2 separate regions of the Mus musculus genome follow, and region 2 is linked to region 1. A link is a loop called in an ENCODE intact Hi-C map of the cell type or tissue named here. Cell type or tissue: left cerebral cortex. All regions are shown on one strand. Links, peaks and the distances in the headings refer to the core of each region. The heading gives the core; the rest is flanking DNA.

The links. Peaks named below come from ENCODE experiments on the same cell type or tissue, not always from the same donor. Only the 100,000 strongest peaks of a DNase experiment are listed, where the experiment ranks them.
Region 2: a loop joins it to region 1, with 4 times the contacts of the local background. A loop is called at or near these places in 4 of 42 quality-filtered maps.

Annotation. Positions count from the first base shown.
Region 1 is chr14:18,888,579-18,891,384 of GRCm38, forward strand. The region is part of intron 1 of Ube2e2 (ubiquitin-conjugating enzyme E2E 2); the gene reads right to left. Among named protein-coding and RNA genes, the nearest start is that of Ube2e2, 3.8 kb to the right of the region's middle. In left cerebral cortex, for the core only: no CTCF peak of the experiment used is centred there; DNase peaks (open chromatin) are centred at 195 and 1,199.
Region 2 is chr14:18,504,617-18,507,422 of GRCm38, forward strand. The region is part of intron 1 of Gm32587 (a long non-coding RNA gene); the gene reads left to right. Among named protein-coding and RNA genes, the nearest start is that of Gm38620, 12 kb to the left of the region's middle. In left cerebral cortex, for the core only: a CTCF peak has its summit at 1,783 (motif pointing left); a DNase peak (open chromatin) is centred at 1,763.

The DNA.
Region 1 (2,806 bases), core at 133-2,632:
ATTTATAGAACAAATAACTCTGGGGTTTGCTAAAACCTCTCTTCTCTGCATTCATGGAAAATTTAGAAACAAATGTTGGTAGCAATTTTATTCACAAGGCAGAAAGTAAAAACAATTCAAATGTTCTCTAATTGACGGGTAAAGCATGGTGCATCCACATGACAATATACCTCAGGCACAGAAACAAATGAAGTCTGGCATCTGCAAGCTTCAGCAGAAAGATCTTGAATCTTTATGCTAAGTGAGCGAAGCCAGCCAGAAGGACCAGACTGTACAAGCTCATTTGTAAGGAATGTCTAGACAGGTACATGGTGGGAATGTAGAGACAGTACAGGAAAGTGTTTTCTAATGGGCAGAAAGTTTCTACTGAGTGATAATAATATTCTTAAATTAACTAGTGCTTATAGTAGAAAAGCCTCGGAGTTCTGCTTTGCTTTGTACTGCTGAGGACTCAACTCAGGATCTTGGCATGATAGGCAGGTGCTGCCATTGAGCTACCTGCAATCCCTAGGCTAAGTTATACCTTTTAAGATGGCAGCCTTGGGGCTGGAGGGGCATTTTGGACAGTGCACACTCAGCAAAGTTCAACCGCCAGCATTTACAAAAATGGAGGGGGTTACTTTTATAAGGTAAATTATATCTCAAAAGAACTGGCACAAGATAAACCAGAAGGGGTTGGAGAGAGAGTTCAGGGGTTATGAAAACTGGCTGCTCTTCCAGAGAGACTGGAATCAATTCCTAACACACACATGGTAACTCACAATGGGCTATAGCTCCAGTTCCAGGTGATATGACACCCTCTCTGGCCTCCCTCGGCACCCAGGCATATATATGGTGCACGACATACATGCAAACAAACATCGATACACAGAATATAAAATAAGTATTTTAAATAGGGGGGGGGGGGGAGAGAAAGGACTGAGAGCCTAATTTTTATAGGCACTGGGAGAAGCATTTTGGGCTCAGCTATGAGATGTCCAGACAGGTAAAGAGACCTGCAAAGTGTCCTGACAAGTCGGTGTAAAAAGGCACAGGGCTGAGAGAGAGTGGTACTGCCACGCTAATATCCAATCAATACATCCTTAGAGCTGAGCCAAGCTTAAAATCCTCTAAGCTGGGAAATTGTTTTAAGTAACCTTTGTGATAACAGAACAGAAACCATGTGATCCTAAATAAGAACTGAAGCTTAGGAGGGTGTGGGCTCTGATCCAGCTCGACTAGGCAACCATGTTGCACAACAGATAGAGAGTGTACCGAGACACTGAAGGATTCCTTTTTTCCCAGTCTGGAGGAAATCTCCCTAGAGGTTCAGAATTCACTTTGCTTTGAGTTCATGCTCCTGGAGCAGCTCTGATGACTAACTCAATTCCCGTAATACTTTGATACCTAGGTAGCCGTTATAACCTAGATAGTGACACAAAAATGCACTGAGAAATGGATAGCCCTTCTCCAATCTCATTGTATTATAATCAGCCCCAGGTTGGTCCTTACTATCACATCCTGTATGACCTAACAAGCTGACAGACCTAGAATGAAACTGACAAAAGTCATGTTCAGACTCTACAGGGCCTCAAGTCACCAGTAATCACTTTGAGTATCATATAGCTTCAGCTCAGACATGCTTTTGAAAAACGAGACTGCCTGTGACTAGAGTCATCACCACCACCAGCACTACCACCACCACCACCACCATCAAGGGTAAAACACACATACATGGGGAAGGGAAGAGATAAAGAGAAAGAGTTTTATCCAAAGTCCTCTTGAAAAGGATCCATTTTGGTTACTCTTAAATTAAGACTGAAATAAAACTGTTGTTGACATGGTCAAGAGCAAACTTCAGTACACACAAAAAACAGACACTTCAAATACAATTTATTATTATCATTACCTAGTTCAAAGGCATGACCCAGTACTTCTGATCAACATTCATCACCATCAGCTCATCCTAGAGTTTATTCAAAACCATGGTAGCTTTTCTAAATGCAGGCCTTTAACAGACTGAAAGTTTTCTATGAGAAGCTTATAAGACAAATATGCACAGCACAGTACTGGAAGAAGCAGGAAGCACAGCGATAAAGCATCAACAGACACTACATATGACATGACCATCCTCATCCCTAGTCCCTTTGTTCATGACATCCAGTAAGTCTGTCCAAATAGCTCTCACACACTCACAGGACATTGAGACTGCTCTCCCTCTCTCTTGTAAGTGGAGAGCATCATTCCCCACGGCTAAGACACCTTTTATGAGCAATAAAGTCACTTAACAGAATACCGAAATTTTATGTCTCTATGTTTCATGTCTAGCTCTAAAAGCCTGAGTATATTTCTTGGGTTTTCTTATTTGACTTTAACATTCTTATTATTGGATTTAATATTTGTATTCTTTCTCAGCTTGCTTCTTTGAGTTAAAATATATCTAAAGTTAAAAACCTTGTAAGTATGTGCTATATAGCATGCTAGCTAAGCAGGCTTATGTATAAGCAGGGAAACAGAAAGAAGCATTCTTAGGATTAGATGCTCTCAAGGTAGGGTACTGTGAGCAAACTTTTAAGAGATGTGAAATCAGTGAGAAATTGTTCTATGTATCCTAAACCTGAGGCAATCCATCACATGGCAAACACAAGAACTCTAGAAAAGTAGTTGCCTTACACTGCAAGCACAGCTGTGACTGCTGTGTGCTGCATCAGTCATGAAGTGCACACATTTCAATACTCTTTTGTGCACACCTAGTAATGTGTAAACTATATAATACTGAATAGACTATGCAATGATGTAATGGGCCATAATCTGAAACTGAAATTTC
Region 2 (2,806 bases), core at 225-2,724, 380 kb before region 1:
CAAGGAGGATCTATGTTCCAGAGATAAGATGCAGAGTGCACGCCCCCTGGAGCCTGACTTCGGCCCTCATGTCAACAGATGCCCACTTCTTTGTTCTTTGTAAAATTCCCCCTCAACCCCTCCCTATTCTCCATGATGTATGTTTTAAAACAAGGCATCTCAGCCTAATAAATGAGACCTTGATAGGTACAATCTACTTGGTCTCCTGCCTCTCCTTCCCTTCCTCCCATTTCCTTCCAGGTTTGTGGTCCCCCTTGCACCCATGAATAACTGAATCCCGCGGGACGGGATAGGTGTGTGGACATCACAGGTAATGTTCTCCTTGGGTGTAACCTAAGGAGGTGCTAAGTACCCCAAATTCAGGCACATCTGTGCCAGGGACCAGGCCTAATCAGCCCCCCTCAATCTATGGGAATCAGGGGTTCTGGCAGATGGGCATAGAGTCGGGCAGGAATTGGGGTGACATACAGATTTGACACAAGGGAGTGTGGATCTGAATGTAATTTGTCAAATCAAGCATCAAACTTTTTATACAGAAGAAAATAGGGAAGTTACTGGATTCTTACATAAAACAGAGGAATGCAACATGGAAGGACTGGCAGTAACCAACTGGGATAAAATTCAATGTTAAACAACTGAGATCAAAAACAGCCCCACCTAAGGTCCACTTAATCTTAGAAGCCAGGGACAAGGGCTTTGTGCCCTTGCCATAGATCCTATTCTAGTCTATTGTATAGTCCACCTTCTCCCTAGGCCATTGTAAATACTTGTGTATGGGTGTAACTCAGTTATCTATAGTTCTAAATATCTAATCTGGTTCCTCCTTAGATCACAAACTTCCTTCTTCCTAGATAATGGTAAATTTCTGTGTAGGGCAGTGACTTAGCTATACATGCCCAGGGTCGGATCAAGGACTGCCTAGGATCTAACTTAGCTATATGTCAAATAGAGGCACTTAAAATAAAGCAATATTAAGGGAAAGCACACAGATCCATTTGCCAACTAAAGCAAGGACATTGGAGCATTCGTTATACCGGATGCCACGATTCCAGGAGACTAAGTTTCCATGAACTTTTTACCTCGGGACAGCGCCCAGGTTTTTGGGGCCTGTTGCGCTTGTCACTACTGGAGTGGATGTACCACATCTGTCTCCTGTGAATACACTTTTAAGTCTCATGGCAGTGTGTGGCTTACTGCGGGCTGTCTGTGGGCATCCTTGTGTCTTTGTTGCTAAGGAAAATTAGACTCTTCCATTTCCTGTGACTCCGTGATTTCTTTTGTCACTGAATAAATAGCCCTGCAGCTTGGCCGTAAGTTTCCTACAGAATGAGTTATTTAAGGTCTTTAATTTAATCATCTCAAGATGATCTTCCTACCTCGATTTAATAAAGAAAATTTAAATGTGTTTGCTCTTTGTGTGTATCGTCAACCACCATCTGCTTAACAAATGGATGCAATAAGCCCCTGGAAAGGATGGGAGCAGATCATGTTCATAGAGAAGTTTTTCCTTTTCTAAACAGTATGTACGTGTTACATCCCCAAAGGGTGGGAGAATCTGCCACAAGTGTTAGTGGAGATTTCATGGTCGGAGGACGTGGCCAAGGAAAGCTGCCCATTTCCTTAAAACAGACAGGAAGGATCTTCCAGGAAGATCTTCAGATGAGTCACTTCCTCTTTTAGACTCTGCGTCCAAATAGCCCATTCATCTGTGAACCCCTCAATGGATTAATCCCTGGATGTGGTTGAGACTCTTGTGATTTAGTCACTGCTCAATAGTGCCACCCTCTGGGGATTGATTCTTTAACACATGAGCATTGGGGACTGGAGGAACTTCACAACCAAACCCAACAACAGAGACCAGTTCACCTGCTCAAGTTTAAGGAGAGAGTGATTTAGTCTTAGGTCTTCAGGAAGCATTCGTCTCTGCAAATTCCATAGGAAAAACTGTCCTCTCCTGAGAGGAACTGGGGCCGGGCTAAGTGAGGTGGCTGATGTTGGAGGCTGGCCCACATCTGTCTTGAAATCTATACACAGACATCCTAGCTTGCAGAACTACAGGCGGTGGCTGTGTTTGGGGATAAGACTTAAAGAAGTAATTAAGTTAAAATGACATTGTGGGGTGGGCCAATCTGACTGGGGTCCTAATGAGAAAAAGGGTGAGGACAAAGAGATAGTCCCAGGACTAGGCAGACTAGGCAGACTAGGCAGGGTCAGTGAGCTATGAGGAAACCCAACCAGCTAGGTGCCTTGGACTCGAAACTTACAGGATGGTGAAGGATGGAGCTTTCCTGTGGAAGCCCCTGGCTCTTGGTATCCTGTAATGGCAACTGGCAGAGACGAATCTGGAGTGGCAAGGCTTCGTGAGCAGAAGTCATATGGTGACCTGGTCGGAAGCACCAAGTAGACTCTGCAGAGGCTGCTAACTCAGAGAACTGGGTGTGATCCCAGTGTGTGCCTGGGTTCTGGGTCCAGAAGTCAGATGTGCAAGAGAGGCAGCTGGAGGCAGGTCCAAGCTTGGTTTGATGAATCATCTACATTTTTATAAAAAATATTGATCAGTTTCTGATGATTACCAATCAGACCGCTAGGGGCTGGAGAGAAGTCTTGCTGTTAAGAATACTTTGCTCTTCCATTGGATCCCAGTTTGCTTCCCAATACCCAAACCAGGCACTCACAACCATCTTCAGTTCCACGTGACACCATTTTCTGTCCTCCTCAGGTGCTGCATCACATGGTACATTTAACATACATTCAGGCAAAACACTCATACACATAAAATTATAAACAAGAACTTTAGGGCCGGACA